2 separate regions of the Homo sapiens genome follow, and region 1 is linked to region 2. A link is a loop called in an ENCODE intact Hi-C map of the cell type or tissue named here. Cell type or tissue: GM12878. All regions are shown on one strand. Each heading gives the region's core, and the rest is flanking DNA. Links, peaks and the distances in the headings are about the cores only. Region 1 has its middle 20 kb from the start of LIVAR. Region 2 has its middle 50 kb from the start of LINC01910.

Region 1 (9,077 bases), core at 637-8,636, 77 kb after region 2:
CATGGTGGCACATGCCACCTATCTCAGCTACTCAGGAGGCTGAGGCAGGAGAATTGCTTGAACCCAGGAGGTGGAGGTTGCAGTGAGCCGAGATAGCGCCACTGTACTCCAGCCTGGGTGACAGGGTGAGACTCCATCTCAAAAACAAACAAACAAACAAAAAACAACAAAAAAAAATTGTTGCTATTGTTGTAACAATTCATAGAAAATGTGTTCCAAATACTTGAAATGCAGCCATTAGTTACTGAATACCCCCACATGACTCTAAATGTATATAGCTGAGAACTGAGGTAGAACCTTCCTCATTTATCAAATGCAAAAACTGAGAATAGAAGACAACATACCAATACAGGTAACACTATGGCAAAAGAAAATCCAAATTCCTGCCTGGTGCAGTGGCTCAGGCCTGTAATCCCAGCACTTTGGGAGGCCAAGGTGGGTGGGTCACCTGAGGTCAGGAGTTCGAGACCAGCCTGGACAACATGGTGAAATCCTGTCTCTACTAAAAATATAAAAAAATTAGCCGGGCGTGGTAGTGGACACCTGTAATCCCAGCTACTCGGGAGGCTGAGGCAGGAGAATTGCTTGAACCTAGGAGGCAGAGGTTGCAGTGAGCCGACACAGTGCCACCACGCTCCAGCTTGGGCGACAGAGTGAGACTCTGTCTCAAAAAAAAAAAAAAAAAGAAAATCCAAATTCCCTTGTATCAATTGTCTAGACAAGCTAAAAGTGACAATTCATAGGAACATTAATTCTCAGAGCCAAAAGAGAACACACTGACTAACCCCAGTGTGTAACTGACACAACTATTAAGGCCCAGAAAGTCAACAGAGGCCGAACATCAGGCCAAATATTTATTTACTGACCTAGTTATTTAAAACAGATCTCATAGCCTCTTCATAAAAGCAATAATAATAGCAAGCATGTATATACATTGAGAAACAAAAATAAAATCCTAAGTCCCTCGACTGACTGAACAGACCCCCTCTTGGACAATGGGACTCCAGAAAAAATTTAAAAACTGAGTTCCCAGCTATGACTGGGTAGGAGGTAGGACATGCCTAGTTATATCCAGTTCCTCAGTAACTACCATTATACTTTCTTTCCTAAGGGTTCAACAGAAACCAGCCCTTTCTAAAGACTTGCTGAACTCTGGCACAGCAACTGACCAGCATTCTTTCCTGATCAGAGACCAGTGAGCGCACTAAATGCCTTCCTGTACCTGCTTCACCTTTGGACACATAGGGCCTAATCATAATACATTTAAGTGTTAAGTCTCCATCCCAAAATCAACATGGGATGCAGGTAACATGCTTATTTGCTTACTACACGTGTGTACCCCCTTCATGAATATTCATATCTTCCCCAGTAACCTGTTGAATATGCACACGTGGTCAGCCCATTCAGCATAAAGTCCTGTCTCATCCTTCCCTTCTTTGAAGTGCTTGCTTTTGGCTTCTGTGGGAGACTTCGCTTCCCAGATGGTCAGCCTGCAACTTACAACATCCGGGCGCAGTGGGTCACACCTGTAATCCCAGCACTTTGGGAGGCCAAGGCAGGTGGATCACCAGAGGTCAGGAGTTCAAGACCAGCCTGGCAAACATGGTGAAACCCCGTCTCTACTAAAACACAAAAATTAGCCAGGTATGGTGGCACACGCTTGTAATCCCGGCTACTCAGAGGCTGAGGCAGGAGAATCGCTTGAACCCAGGAGGCGGAGGTGGCAGTGAGCTGAGATTACACCACTGCACCCCAGCCTGGGTGACAGAGTGAGACTCCGTCTCAAAAAAAAAAAAAAAAAAAAAAAGAATAAAGCTCTCCTTTCCAAATTTATAAATCTCATGATTCTTCAGTTGACAACATATACATTATATATATATGTGTGTGTTTGTGTATATGTGTGTGTGTGTATATATATATATATATATACACACACACCTATATGTTAGGTTAGTGCACAATTGCAGTTTTTGCTACTTAAAAGTAATTGCAATTTTTGCCATTAAAAGTTGTATGTATTTTCCAGGCACTGTTCTAAGTACTTTCCACATAGTGATTCTCTTTTCCATGTATTTACTTATTCCATATATTGGCTTGATATATGAATTTCCATATATGGACTCCATATATTGACTCATAGTATTGATGACAGCTCTTACAGAGGACAGCACCATGCAATGAACAGTCAAGAGTAGCAACATGACAGGATTGGGATGCAAACCCTGGCCATGTGTACAGTGTCTGTGTTCTGCTATTACATTCCATGTTCAGCATGGCCCAATATGGGAGCCACTAGTCACATGTGCCCATATTTAAAATTTGAATTAGCTTAATTAAAATTAAATAAAATTACAAACTCACTTCTTCAGTTGCACTAGCCACAGTTCAAGAGATCAATAGCCACATGAGGCCTGTGGCTTCTATTGTACAGAACAGATATAGAACACTTCCATCATCACAGAGAGTCCTATTGGACGGCAGTGGCATAGACAAAGCCTTGTTGTCTGTGCTCCTAACCATGACACTTTACTGCCTCGTGGACTCTAGCAGTGTACCTACTTTGCCTGTCTATTGTCATAGTTTCCCTTGAATTCAAAACAAATTCAAAAAATTTTTCATTCTTCTATTGAACAAGTAGTTTACTTAAGGCCTACATTTTACCCCCCTATTCAATACAACATACCAAAGGTGGCAGACAGGAAACACGTTCCCTGCCATTAAAAATTGAGAATCTACTTGAATAATGTGAGTGAATTCTCTGGTGCCTGCCACAATGGGGTGATGCTCTATTCCAGTGGAACAAATCCACGAGATCGTAGAAAGACATGATTATTACAGGCAAATTTAACTACTAAAAAATTACTTTCCAAATATTCTCTTGCACTCTTATGGCTTACGACTTTACATTTCTCCCGCAGAATCACTGACCCACATCATGGCTCAATCTATTTCATCTGACCAGAGCCTGTGTAAGTAATCTGTGACTCACCTGAAGCACTGTATTGTTTGCTATATTACAGGACCTTTTCACTAGATGTGAAATGAAATCATGGAACCCAAATACCTCCTACATACTTCCTGGCTCTGATGCTCTGTAACAGTGACCCCTCTGGGACAATGATTTTATATCAGAGTACGCCCAAAGTTAAACTCAGGTAGGAGACAAGAGAGAGCGACCACAGGCACAGGTGTGAGGCAGAGGGCAGAAAACTGAGTGTGGACAAGCCAGACCTTGCGTGCAGTCCAGTTGCACCATGTTTGTGGTCTTCTACACCTAGCCAAAGCCAATAAACCCCCAGAAGTAAAAGGAAATCTTGATGACCATCAATTTCTTTCCATCAGCATTTTTTCTTTCTACTCCTCTTCTTTACATCTTCCATTCTTCTACTTTGTTTCTTCTTTTTTTCTAACTTCATCATCATTTTAGACCTGAACGTGGTACCATGGTCTTTTCAGCATTCAAGCTTTTCATGATCTATTGAGAATTAGGGAAAGTATTCTTCCTTTAAAATTCCTTTCCTGCCTCCTTCTCCACTTCCTTTTCCTATCTTATTAAGAGTAGCTACCATAATGGGAATGGGGAACTTATATGCTGCAGCTTTATGTACTGTGTTTTATTCTTATCATCTCATTCAATCTTAGAACACCTCAGCTGGTAGGATTATAAGACACTAGCCAGTAATAATGTGAAAATATATTAACACTCAAGAAAAAAACGAAAAAAACAAGCAAAGATTTTTCATTTATTTATTTTTTTGAGACGGAGTCTTGCTCTGTCACCCAGGCTGGAGTGCAGTGGCACGATCTCTGCTCACTGCAACCTCTGCCTCCCAGGTTCAGGTGATTCTCTGGCTTTAGCCTCCCAAGTAGGTAGGATTACAGGTGCGCTCTACCACACCCAGCTAATTTTTGTATTTTAAGTAGAGATGGGGTTTCACCATGTTGGCCAGGATGGTTTCCAACTCCTGACCTTAAGTGATCTGCCCACCTCGGCCTCCCAAAGTGCTGGGATTACAAGACTGAGTCACCACGCCTAGCCAAGCAAAAATATTCTGATGACTAATCTCGTAAATAGTTTCTGATGCAGCAGGCGTAGTCATTCAACTTTACTTTTCTTTTCTTTTCTTTTTTTTTTTTTTTGAGACAGAGTCTTTGTCCCCCAGGCTGGAGTGCAGTGGCACAATCTCAGCTCACTGCAACCTCTGCCTCCCGGGCTCAAGCAATTCTCCTGCCTCAGCCTCCCAAGTAGCTGGGATTACAGGCATGCACCACCACGCCCAGCTAATTTTTGTATCTTTAATAGAGATGGGGTTTCACCATGTTGGCTAGGCTGGTCCCAAACTCCTGACCTCAAGTAATCCGCCCACCTCGGCCTCCCAAAGTGCTGAGATTACAAGCATGTGCCACCGCGCCTGGCCAAGCAAAGCTATTTTGATGACTAATCTCTTAAATAGTTTCTGATGCAGCAGGCATATTCATTCAACTTTAACTTGCCTCATTTCACCTACAGGATTGACTTTCATCTGTGAATGAAGATGACTTCCACTGAATCTTTAAAAAAATCATATTATAAACACTGATTGTTGTAGCTCTGTTAAGCTTAAACTTCCTACATTTCTCCTTACAAGTTTAATAATGTATTTTTTAAAGGTGTGGGTAAATACAGGCTCCATAATAATATCTACAAATGAACCTTTAGCATATCCATTCTTCAAATGCCTACAGCCCTTGGATGCTAACAGCCTCAGATAGAATCTGAGTCCCGCCTATGTTTGCCAAACAATCCTGGCTTATAGGGTAATTGAGAAATCTCCGGAACTATTTTCATTATTCCCTCAGACTAGATCTGTCCTCATGTAAGTATTAAGGCTATAAACAGTTTAATTTTATTTTTTTCTTATTAGCTTAATCAAATGTGCCATGTGAAAATTATTCTTGTGGGATGAACAGATATTTGATAAAGCACATATAGTAATTTTTAATTGTAGATCTTGGTGATGGGCATATGAATATTCACTGTATAGTTCTTTCAACTTTTTAAATTTGAACGTTTTTAAAGTAAAATGTTTAAAATCTCCTTTGTAAAATATTTATCATATATTCTACAGATATTTATTAACTCCTGCTGTATACCAGGCACTGGTATATGATGGGAAAGGAGCTTACAGTTTAAGGCAACAATCCTGCAGAACTGGCTTATGTTGAACTTGGAACCCAAAGCTGAGGAACAAATATTCTTTGTCTTTTTTTTTTTGAGACGGAGCTTTGCTCTTGTTGCCCAGACTGGAGTACAATGGCGTGATCTTGGCTCACTGCAATCTCTGCCTCCCGAGTTCAAGTGATTCTCCTGCCTCAGCCTCCCAAGTAGCTGGGATTACAGGCATGAACCACCACGCCCAGCTAATTTTGTATTTTTAGTAGAGACAGAGTTTCTCCATGTTGGTCATGCTGGTCTCAAACTCCCAACCTCAGGTGATCCTCCCACCTCAGCCTCCCAAAGTGCTGGGATTACAGGCGTAAGCCACCATGCCTTGCCCATATATTCTTTTAGTTGAAACAGGAAAACCCCTCTGAGCCTACCCAGCCTACAGGGGTGAGGGTCCCCAGTTATGTGCCTGTTGATAGTGAGCCAATCGAAGACTTTGAACAAATGATTGAAAAGCCAATCAGAAAGCTCCATTACCCACTCCCATATCCTCCACATCACTTCCAAAAGTCCTACCCGAAGAGGGCATACCACCCAATAGAACACTGACCAACCAAATATTGGCCTAAGGCTTCCTCATTTTATTCTGCAAAACCCACTGTCCTTTCAAATCTCTTTGAGTCTCTACCAGTTTCCTTCCTTGCAATTGCAGCTCACTCCTTTGCTACAGTAAGCTCTGAATAAGTAGCCATTGATGAACTCAACAGGCATCTTCATCCTTTTGATATTCCTCAACTATAGTCATCTACATGTTTAATTGAAATCAGTTGTGACAACTCTTCAAAAACAAATACGGTGCCTACATTTCTTTTCTCTATAATTCCATACTCCTTTGTACTGCAGTCTGCTTCTAACAGGGAAGGGGATCAAGTTACAGGTAGCTTGCCTAGAATGGCATATAACCCACTGTGCCTCCTTGTTCGAGAAGGTCATCTATACTGTGATTTTCCAGGCGAAAAATGTTGAGGACCACTGAGTATTCAACTTGACGCATCTATGGGTTGGTGCCTATATTTTGAACAAAATAGAATCAATTGCTCTGCGATAAACTGAGTTTCTCCTGGAATCTAGTTAGTGAGATCAACAGATGAAACTAGAGAGCTGGATTTTACACCACTTGTCTCTTAACAAGGACAGCAAATACATGAATTGTGCTTAATATATGCCACTGATACTTAACAGAAATAACTCACATATTCACAACAGCCCCAGGCAAAGCAGGCAACATTATCCTCATTTTACAGATAAGAAAACAGAGGCACAAAAGTGAACTTCCCCCAAGGTCACAAAGGCAAGTGACAGAACCAGGTTACAAACTCAGACAGTCAGCTTCCAAAATCTATGCTCTTATCCAATATGCTACACTTCCTCTACTTAGGGTTTTATATTATTTAAGGCATTTATTTCTATGAATGTCAGGGGAAAAAACATTAGCATAAAAAAATTACCAACTACTCTCTCCTCAATGGGACTATTCTGTAGCTTAAAAAAAATAAGATACCCTACATAAGCAATGACAAGGTAACCATTTATGAATGCCTGACTGGTAGCCTGGCTGTGGGGCTTCATCTTTTATTAATATGGAAGGGGAACACTGCTTTCCTTTGTATGGCCTTATAAAGATTTACTTAAAAAGAAAACTGCTTCATATACTAATATCGGAATAAGATTTGGTAAAGTTCAATCATAACTCTTGGGACACAGACTTCTCCACATGATTGGCACAGAAGGAAAAGTGCCAATTCTGCTTTTTTGCTAATGTATTTGGTCAATTCCTGAGATAGTCATTGTGCTCTGTTTCACGAGGAGCAAAGTTTTTATGCTTTATAGCAGATCAAAGACTCTGCCCTTTTCCTCTAACTTTCCTGCTCAGCCAATTATTTTCCACTTTCTGTCATTTAGTGGTAAGCACACGCTGAGCAAGAACTTCCATATAGAAGCAGGCCTAGCTGCACTAAATATACTGGATGTACTGGCTTCTCTACCTACATCTTAAGGGGTAGAAAAGTTAACCACCTGTGTTCATATGGCTAGTTGTCATAATAAATGTAAAGAGAATGTCCCTCCCCATTTCTATTCTGGAAAATGGCAATTTATTTTATACCTAGCTCAACATCATTAAAACAGAGGCAATCATTTTATTAGGAACCTTGAAATAGTTGTCTTAAGCCCTTATCAGCACATGTGATAGGCCTGGACAGCTTACGGAATTAGGGCAACTAAGGAAAACTGAAGGTGTCTAACTGCTACTTAAAATACATGTTAATGTTTCTCATAATGCAGGTCTGAGGATAAATAAGTTTTCTCACCTTTTGTTTAACTATTTTACCCTCTTTTGGAAAGTTATTTTTAATGGAAATAGAATTCTGGGTTGACTTTTTCTCTTTAAGCTCATTAAAGATAGTCCGTTGTCAGCTGGGCACGGTGGCTCACGCCTGTAACCCCAGGACTTTGGGAGGCTGAGGTGGGAGGATCACCTGAAGTCAGGAGTTTGAGACCAGCCTGGCCAACATGGCAAAACCCTGTCTCTACTAAAAATACAAAAATTAGCCAGGCCTGGTGGCGCCCACCTGTAATTCCAGCTACTCGGGAGGCCGAGGCTGGAGAAGCTCTTAAACTGGGGAGGTGGAGGTTGCAGTGAGCCGATGTTGTGCCATTGCATTCCAGCCTGGACGACAAGAGTGAGACTCCATCACAAAAAAAAAAAAAAAAAAAAAAAAAAGTCCATTGTCTTTTGGACTCTATTGTTTCTGATGAGAAGTTAGCTGTCATTGTATTGTTGTTCCTCTGGAAATTATGTGTCATCCTCTCATTCCCAGAAGCTTATAAGGTTTTTCTCTTTAAATAGTCTGATTATGATGTCCCTAGGTATAGTTCTCTGCATTTATCCTGCTTGGGGTTTGTTGGCTGTCTGGGATTTGTAAATTATTATTTCACCAATTTTAGGTAATTTTTTATCTTTTTTCAAATATTTTATCCTTTTCTTGCTCTCCTCTTCCTGTAGGACTCCTATTTGAGTTTTGTTAGACTGTTTGATAACTTCCTAAGTATTACTGAGGCTCCTAATTTTTTCCAACCATTTCTTCTGTAGGTCTTCAGAATATAATTTCTATTGATCTACCTTCAAGTTGACCAACTCTGACAGTTTCAGTCTCCAATTTGCTGTTAAACCTATGCAATCAAGTTTTAAATTTCAGATAGAGTATTTTTTGGTTGTAGAGTTTCCACTTGATTCTTTTTGGGAGTTTCCATTTCTCAGCTGAGATTTCCCATCTGGGCACACTTCTATTGTCTTCTTTTTTCCTACAGTCTGGCCTGGGGTCCCTTGTTCCAGCTTTTTAGCATTACTGATAATTTTTTACTAGATGCTGAACATTGTGGATGAAAAATTTTAGAAGCTCTGAACTATTATTACCTTCCTTCAAAGAGGGTTAAGTTTTCTTGTTGAAGGAAGGCTAGGTAACGGATTCCTTTGAAACTTGGTTGTAGGCATTGTTAAGTCTGGCCTATTTAAGTTTTCCTTACTCTTCTGGCACAGCCACCCTGAGGTCTTGATTTAAAGCTTAAGTGCTTACCAACCCCACTCTACTTGAACTCCAGCAACTGTCTCCCCAGCATTTCATAGCTGCTAATGTCTCTGTTTGGCTCTTCAGCCTCCCTGCTGTTGTTTTCTTCTAAGATTCTTTTTTTAGGCTTTTTTTCTTTCTAAGGTTCTTGAAGTTTTACTCTTTGCATGAATATTTTAAGGGTCCAACAATGGCCAGGCGCGGTGGCTCACGCCTATAATCCCAGCACTTTGGGAGGCTGAGGCGGGCAGATTGAGGTCAGGAGATTGAGACCATCCTGGCTAACACGGTGAAACCCCGTCTCT
Region 2 (9,077 bases), core at 472-8,471:
TACTAAGTAGATCAGTGTTTCAGAGAGGCTGGAGACATACCAGTCTTTTCAATAAATCTGAGAAAATTGGTCATCCATATGGAAAATATTGTATCCCTCACTTACATCATATAAAGAAATAATTCAAAGCCTACTAAAATGCCAGGCATGAAAATCAAATCCATTAAAACATTTAAAAGAATTATAAGAGCAAGATTTTATGACTATGGTAGAAAATGATTTTTCAAACAAGATTTCTTTAAAACAACAAATGATAAAAAAGGTGTATTTGACAACATAAAAAATTTTTAAAACTTTCATGAAACAAAAGACACCACAAACAAAGTGAAAATAAAAGCACAAACTGGTACAAAAGATTTGCAATACTTAAAGAAAGGCAAGCGTTGGCCAGGTGCGGTGGCTCACGCCTATAATCCCAGCACTTTGGGAGGCTGAGGTAGGGGGCTAATCCAAGGTCAGGAGCTTGAGACAAGCCTGGCCAACATGGTGAAACCCCATCTCTACAAAAAAAAAATATATATATATGTATATATATGCAAGGCCAGGCCTGGTGGTGGGTGCCTGTAATCCCAGCTACTTGGGAGGCTGAGGCAGGAGAATCACTTGAACCTGGGAGGCGGAGGTTGCAGTGAGCCGAGATTGCACCACTACACTCTAACCTGGGCAATAACAGAGTGAGATTCCATCTCAAAAAATATATATATATATGCAATACTTAAAGAGAGTGTCCAGAATCCACAAAGGGTGATACATAAATAAGAAAGAGATAAACTATCCAATATAAAGAGAGATGGGGGTACAAACCCACAGTTCACAGATAGGAAACAGAGTCAAGAAACATTTGACAAGATGCTCAATTTCACTAGTAATATGAAAAATAATAGTTAAATGGAATACTGAAATTAAACCACTTTGTATCCATCAGAGAAGCAAAAAATCCGAACTCTAATAACAATAAGCATTGACAAAGACATGGACAAACTTCATTTATTTCAAGAGGAAAGACCATGGTTACAACCACTCTGGAGAACAATTGGGTAAGATCTCATAAAGTTAAAGGTATACTCAGAAATTCCAAAACACTCAGAAATTCTACCTCTAGGCCTAGACCACGGAGAAATTCTTGCATATGTAGACCAGAAGATACATACAGCTCATAGCTCTGTTGTTTATGATGATGGCAAAGCATAACCATCCTAAAAATCCATCAACAATCAAATAGATAAATAGATTTTTTAATTAACACAGGGCAATTACTATGTTTCAGGAATGTTCTATTTTTTTTTGTTGTTTTGTTTTGTTTTTGTTTTTTTGTGTTTTTTTTTTTGAGACGGAGTCTCGCTCTGTCGCCCAGGCCGGACTGCGGACTGCAGTGGCGCAATCTCGGCTCACTGCAAGCTCCGCTTCCCGGGTTCACGCCATTCTCCTGCCTCAGCCTCCCGAGTAGCTGGGACTACAGGCGCCCGCCACCGCGCCCGGCTAATTTTTTGTATTTTTAGTAGAGACGGGGTTTCACCTTGTTAGCCAGGATGGTCTCGATCTCCTGACCTCATGATCCACCCGCCTCGGCCTCCCAAAGTGCTGGGATTACAGGCGTGAGCCACCGCGCCTGGCCAGGAATGTTCTATTGTAAGAACGTTAAAAATATTAAATTATTTGACTTTCAAAAGAACTCTATAAGATAGATAGGTTTTTATGAATTTTAATACTTCCACTATTTTTAGTGATTATTTTCCCCATTTTATAGATTAGGATATGAAGACACACAGAAATAAGCCCAAGGTCACTCAGCTGATTAGAAATAAAGTCATGCAGTGGAACACTACAGAACAAAGGAAAGGAATGAAATAAAATTATATGTAGCATTATGGATAAATATCAAACCGTGAGAAAAAGTAGGTTGTAGACTGATACAGTAACATACCATTACATTAGTCTGAAAGATGCAAATCAATACTGCATGAGTTTCCTAGGGCTGCCATCACAAATAAGCATGAACTGGGTAGCTGACAACAGAAATGTATCCTCTCACCCTTTTGGAGGCCGGAAGTTGGAATCCAAGGGACCATCAGGGCAGCACTCCTTCAAAGGCCCTAGGGGTTCCTGCCTGGCCCTTTCCAGCTTCCGGTGGCTCCAGGACGTCCTCGGCTTGTGGCCGTATCACTCCAGTCTCTGCCTCCATCTTCACATGGTCTTCTCTTTTCTGTCTTGTAAGGACACTTGTTGGATTTAGGGTCCACCGGATGGTGGAGGATCATGTCTTTTCTATATCCACCAAGACACTTCCCAAATAAGGGCACACTCACAGGTTGCAGAGGGTCAGGATGTGGACATACCCTTTGGGAGGACAAGCATTCAACCCTCTACAAATATTGGCGGTAATTTACAGGTATTTACCTAAGTAATGAAAAGCCATTTTAAAAAAATCTCATGGAAATAATAAACACTAAACCCTCCCCTGGGAAAGAAAGGAGAGAGAGAGTAACAGGAGAGGAAGGTATTACAGAGGGGGTAAGTGTCTCTGTAATTTGTTCTCATTTAAATCCTGGAGCAAATATGGCATTTTAAATCTACAGTTAATATAGCAACATGTTGAGCTTTGATAGGGCTGAGGGGCACACACACACCTGTTGGCCATGATTTTCTCTGAAATTTTCTTTTTCTTTTTTTTTTTTTTTTTTTTTTTGTGACAGAGTCTCGCTCTGTTGCCCAGGCTGAAGTGCAGTGGTGTGATCTCGGTTCACTGCAGCCTCCATCTCCCGGCTTCAAGTGATTCTCTTTCCTCAGCCTCCGAGTAGCTGGGATTACAGGTGCCTGACACCGTGTCTGGCTAACTTTTGTATTTTTAGTAGAGACAGGGTTTCACCATGTTAGCCAGGCTAGTCTCGAACTCCTGACCTCAGGTGATCCACCCACCTTGACCTCTCAAAGTGCTGGGATTACAGGTGTGAGCCACTGTGCCTGGCTGATTTTCTCTGTAACTTTTTATAATTAAGAAATATTTCATAATGAAACAATGCAAAGATGTCCTCTGCCTTAACTCTATCATGGTATTTGGAAGAGTTACTTTTGACAGGTCCTTGTTGAACCTTGTCTGCAAGCTGTTATTAAACATCTATGGTATTATCCACTACTTCTCTCAGTCCTATTTGAATCGGCTCCAAGTCAGAGTTCCTCCGTGCTTTCCTAACTCACCTCTTAACATATACAGCCTTTCCTCTCCACCATTTAGTTTGCTTTAGATGTTTTTTTTTCTTATTAAGAACACCACTGCTCCAATAATGATGAACTGATTTCCAAATGTCAAAGACTAATCCAACACAGAAATATCAAAGCAAAGACTGCAGATAAGCAACATGGCTTCCTCGTGATGTTTGCTGTGCTTCTAGAAAACAACTTTTCTCATGAGTCTTTTAAATCATGTTTTATCTTTACAATAATGAGTACTCTTGCCTTCTTTGAGAACATCCTCACCTCTCCCAGAGAAGTAGCATCAGCAAATTGATGGGCTGAGACTTATTTCTCCTGGGGTGACCTGCCAATAGCAGAATCATTAGCACAGTCCCCTCTAAAGCACTACTTTTTTTCAATATTCTTTTAAAATTCTCCAGCCAAAAATGATGGGAATCATGATTATTCCTGGCCACTGCCATCTCTAAAGTGGAGTTACTCTTCTTTCTATACCCAGCCATATAAAATTAAGACAATCCACTGAAATATAATTACTCATGTTTTGAAAAATAAACAGCTAAAGTAAAGCTACAGCAGTTTTAGTAATGTGCTGTTTTATTTTAGGTGATGGGAAAACCAAAAGTTATACAACTATTTATGAGGTTCAATGATGAAAGTAACACATTATTTAAAAAATTAATCTGAGTAATCATGATAGTATGGAATTTAAAATTAGAGGCAGGGTGAGGTGGCTCACGCTTGTTATCCCAGCACTTCGGGAGGCCGAGGTGGGCAGATCACTTGAGGTCAGGAGTTTGAGACCAGCCTGGCCAACATGGCCAAACCATGTCTTTACTAAAAATATAAAAATTAGCTGTGCATGGTGGCACTCACCTGTAATCTCAGCTACTCGGGAGGCTAAGGCAGGAGAATCATTTGAACTCTGGCAGTGGAGGTTGCAGTGAGCTGAGATCACGCCACTGCACTCCAGCCTGGGTGACAGAGCAAGATTCTGTCTCAAAAAAAAAAAAAAAAAGAAAGAAAGAAAAAGAAAAGAAACGAATTTAGAATTTAGAATCAGAAGACTTTAATTCCTGGTTCTTCCAGTGATCAGCTGTGTGACATTGGACAAGTTAGTTCCGTAAACCTCAATGTGCAACGTTGGGCTAATGAAGTAGCTACCTGATAAGATTGAAATAGATATTAAAAAATAATAAATAGGCATTCCATATATCATAGCTCAGGCTGCCATACAAAATATCATAGACAGGGTGACTTAAACAACAAAAATGTATTTCTCACAGTTCTGTAAGCTGGAAGTCCAAGATCAAGGTGGCCACAAGGTGGTTTCATTCCGAGACCAATTCTCTTGGCCAGCAGATGGCAGCCTTCTCGCTGTGGGCTCACATGGCCTCTTATATGCCTGTGGGGAAAGAGAGAGGGCTCTCCAGTGTCTCTTGGTGTAAGGATACTGTATCTATCCAGAGCCCCACCCTTCTGACCTCATTTAACCTTATTTACCTCCTTATAGGCCCTATCTTCAATTATAGTCACAGTTGGGGGTTAAGACTTCAACATATCAATTTGGGGGAGACACAGTTCAGTCTGTAATACCTAGGTAATATTAGTATCAGATATTTTAAGGCAGCCACAGGACTGGGCGCAGTGGCCTGTAATCCCAGCACTTTGGGAGGCCGAGGCGGGCAGATCACCTGAGGTAGGGAGCTCAAGACCAGCCTGACCAACACGGAGAAACCCCGTCTCTACTAAAAATACAAAATTAGCCAGGCGTGGTGGCGCATGCCTGTAATCTCAGCTACTAGGGAGGCAGAGGCAGGAGAATCGCTTGAACCCGGGAGGTAGAGGTTGTGGTGAGCTGAGATTGTGCCATTGCACTCCAGCCTGGACAACAAGAGCAAAACTCCATTTCAAAAAAAAAAAAAAAAAGGCAGCCACAGTACTTCTTCCATGCGTGTTTGTTGTTTTTTATTGGCCTGACAGAAAAACCCATGAGAAATAAAAATGAAATGCTAAGCTCCTCAACTCACTGAATGGACCCCCTCTTGGTCCAGGGGACCCCAGAGTAACCTTGGAAACTGAGTTCTTGACCATGATGGAATGGGGTCAGACACACCTCAATGTGCCCTTCCCCTGCTGGCCACCATTAAGCTTTCTTCCCTAAGAGCAAAACAGAAACCAGTCTTTCAAATGATTCCACCGCTATTGACCAACCTGACACTGCCCACCCCTCCTTTTTGCCTGATAAGAGACCACGGACCATGGAGTCTACAAGGAATGTGCAGTTGGAATTTTTGTGTCCTCTGGTTCACCTTTTGAAGTCAGAAGGCCAAACACTCCACTCTCCGATCATGCTAACATGGCCATTTTCTGAACATGGATCCCTTGGAGAAGCAGGAAGCTTTATTGCTCATGCACATGTTTCCTCTTTCACAAAGATTCATGACTTCTCCTGTAGCTTATTAAACACATATATTCAGCCACTTCGTTCAGCATATATTCCTGTTCCTGTTGCCCCTCCCTCAAAATGTCTGTTTCTGGCTTCCCACCCTGTCAGATGGCCACCCTGCAGGCTGCAACCCTTTCCAAATTTATAAGCCTTGTCATTCTTCAGTTGACAACCATAATCCCTATGGCATAACTTGCACTGCATGAAAATTATATTGATAGGTGTAACCAAAATAAATAACTTTATTAAGTTATGTAATTAGAGGTATGTGGAATTTTTCACTCTGCTTTCTCATGAAACAAAGCATAATCATTTCAACGCTCCTACAAAATAGTTACAATCACCACTGTCATGTCTTAATGTTTTACAGTTGGAATAGTAAAAACTATGTCCCTGTAATATACTAAAAAGTTTTAAGTGCTTACCTAAGAATATCCTTTAATGAAAGATGTTTGTTCAGGTTTCTGCCTCAGCCTCTGAGTAGCTGGGATTAGAGGCACCCGCCACCACGCCCGCCTAATTTTTGTATTTTTAGTAGAGACGAGGTTTCACCATGTTGGCCATGCTAATCTCAAACTCCTGACCTCAGGTGATCTGCCTACCTCGGCCTCCCAAAGTGCTGGGATTACAGGTATGAGCCACTGTACCTGGCCCATTGTACCATTTTCTTACTATGAAGATGTTTATTTTTATTTGAACTTCCTGGGCAATAAAAATAATGTTACAGTTTTAAACACTGCTATATATATTTATATATTATACTTTTTGAAAAGGCAATGAATGACAGATCACATCAGTTTATACTTTTACCATATGAGCTGCCATTTCCTGATACCCTCACAAATACTGGTCATTATTGTTCCTTTTTACTCTCTGCCAAATTGGCAAGTGGAAAATTACTTAACATTGCCTTTCTTTGGTTTCTATTGAGTTCAACTTTTTTTTTTTTTTTTTTTTTTTAAGACGGAGTCTTGCTCTGTTGCCAGACTGCAGTGCAGTGGCACGATCTCGGCTCACTGCAACCTCCACCTCCCGGGTTCAAGCAATTCTCCTGCCTCAACTTCCCAAGTAGCCGGGTCTACAGGCACCCGCCACCAAGTCTGGCTAATTTTTGTATTTTTAGTAGAGACAGGGTTTCACCATGTTGGCCAAGATGGTCTTGATCTCTTGTCCTCATGATCTGCCTGCCTTGGCCTCCCAGAGTGCTGGGATAACAGGCGTAAACCACCGTGCCTGACCTGAGTTCAACTTTTTTCACACTTCTTGTTGTCCACCCAAGGTTTCATTTGTACAATACATATCTCTGATTAGTAGGGTTTTGTTAAGTACATGATGATATCTGCAATCTTGGGAAAGGGACTTTATGGGAGGTAACTTCACTATTCCTAAAACCTCCCAACTTGATTCTTCTTATTCTCAAAATATTATTAAATCCCACACTGACCCTGCACTGCGGCATCCTGAGAAAACTCCACCTGCACCCTCTGGGTGTGACACAATTCCTACATTCCATTGTCAGGCAGATAGTGAAGATTACTTAGTACTAGGTGGGGGGATGTTTTGTAGGAATTCCTGGGCTTCAGTTTAATCCAATGTTGAATGCCAGACCCTCCAAGGTGACACTTCCTCTTTCATCATGTGGACTTTTCATCCTTAAATCTTCTTCTAGCGTGTTGCTGTGTAATCCTCCTTGACTGAATAAACAGTTAGGACTGTATTTCTCAACTCAGGGAGAATTCCTATTGCCTCATGTCTGGATTTGTCAGAAGTCTCACCCAGCCTATTATAATCAATCTTTATTTTAGAAGCTGTTCTTTTTTCTTTTTTTCCCCCACAGGCTTAATTCACTTTATTTTTTGTGTATAAAACCCTGTGTTGTAGCCACAGCTGGAGCCTGGGTCCTCTGCACGGAGACTCTGGGTCGGCCTTGACCAGGTGTGGTCAGTGAATTCCTGATAGGAAGACTTGGTGAATACAGGCTCCTTCCAAAGGTCGGGGGGTCAGGTAGCTGTAGGTCTTAGAGCTGTAAGGTCAAAGATGGCCTTGGCGCAGTTGCCCAGGGTGGCAGTGCAGCCCCTGGCTGAGGTGTAGCAGACATCCATACCAGCCATCATGAGCAGCTTCTTGGGCACAGGCGCCGAGACGGTGCCAGTGCCCCTGGGCGTGGGGATGAAGCCGACCAGCACAGAGCCGCAGTGGCCTGTCACCTTGCAAGGGACGGTGTGGGGCTTGCCGATCTTGTTCCCCCAGTAGCCTCTGCGCACGGGGACAATGGAGAGCTTGGCCAGGATAATGGCCCCGCGGATGGCAGTGGCCACCTCTTTGGAGCACTTAACACGCAGACCGACGTGGCAATTATAGTCCCCGATGGCAACAAATGCCTTGAACCTGGTGCGCTGGCCGGCGCGGGTCTGCTTCTGCACCGGCATAATCTTCAAAACCTCGTCCTTGAGAGAGGCCCCCAGGAAAAAGCCAATGATCTCAGATTCCTTGATGGGCAGGGAGAAGAGATAGGTCTCCTCCAGGGACTTGATCTTCATGTCCTTGACCAGGAGGCCCAGCTTGGTAATGGGTGTCCACCCCTTATCCTTGGCCTTGACTCCGCGAGCTCCGCAGCCTCGGCCCTGGCCCGGTCCACGGCCAGATCCACGGCCGCGACCCCGGCCCGCATGCCACTGCGGAAACCTCAGCGGAAACCACCGCAGTTCCCCATCCCAGGGTCCCCCGGGGCTTCCGGCCCCCGCTGCACCGGCGTTATCCGCCATTTGGTGTTTTCTCAGAGAAGACGTAGAAGCTGTTCTTGTTCGTCATCACTACGTAACATCCTTTGTTTTAGAAGCTTTTCTATGTTCCTCATCGCTACGTAACTTCCTTTGTTTTAGAAGCTCTTCTATGTTCCTCATCACTAGGTAACTTCCTTTGTTTTAGAAGCTCTGCTATGTTCCTCATCACTATGTAACTTGTTTGTTTTAGAAGCTGTTCTAGGTTCGTCATCACGACGTAACATCCTTCGTTTCCTGTTCTTAATGGCTTTCAGAGAAAACCCGAAGTCAGAAGCACGCCGGCATCCACTTGCGGCCGCCCTGCCTGAATATGACATGGATGGGTGTGACCAACGTAGAGTCTTCAGGAGGCTCGGTTTGGTAACTTAGGCATAGTTAATACATCCACATCATTTTTCTAAATTCTATGTTCTTTCGTCTCTTTCTTCACATTTATTCATCTAAAAATGGAGGGAGAGGTTCAAAATTTTTTTAAAAAACACACAAGAATAGTGAGCCTTCTTCATTTGGAATTCATCCCAGTGTTAAATGAAAGAATATTGTGCAAATTTCCAGGAAAATGTCAATGATGACTGGCTAAATTGGAACAAATATCGAAAGACTCCAAAATGTTTACATCCCAGCTGGAGGCAAGTGTTTCATTCCCAGTCAGGGAC

The links. A loop is a pair of places that touch in the nucleus more often than their neighbours do. Peaks named below come from ENCODE experiments on the same cell type or tissue, not always from the same donor. Only the 100,000 strongest peaks of a DNase experiment are listed, where the experiment ranks them.
Region 1: it touches region 2 in a loop (2.0-fold over the local background); 9 of 110 quality-filtered maps call a loop at or near these places.

The regions. Positions count from the first base shown.
Region 1 is chr18:70,353,187-70,362,263 of GRCh38, reverse strand. No RefSeq gene overlaps it. Among named protein-coding and RNA genes, the nearest start is that of LIVAR, 20 kb to the right of the region's middle. RefSeq lists an enhancer at 3,742-4,941. In GM12878, for the core only: no CTCF peak of the experiment used is centred there; a DNase peak (open chromatin) is centred at 4,043.
Region 2 is chr18:70,429,557-70,438,633 of GRCh38, reverse strand. It overlaps the pseudogene RPS2P6. Among named protein-coding and RNA genes, the nearest start is that of LINC01910, 50 kb to the right of the region's middle. RefSeq lists an enhancer at 8,174-8,343. In GM12878, for the core only: a CTCF peak has its summit at 4,545 (motif pointing right); a DNase peak (open chromatin) is centred at 4,564.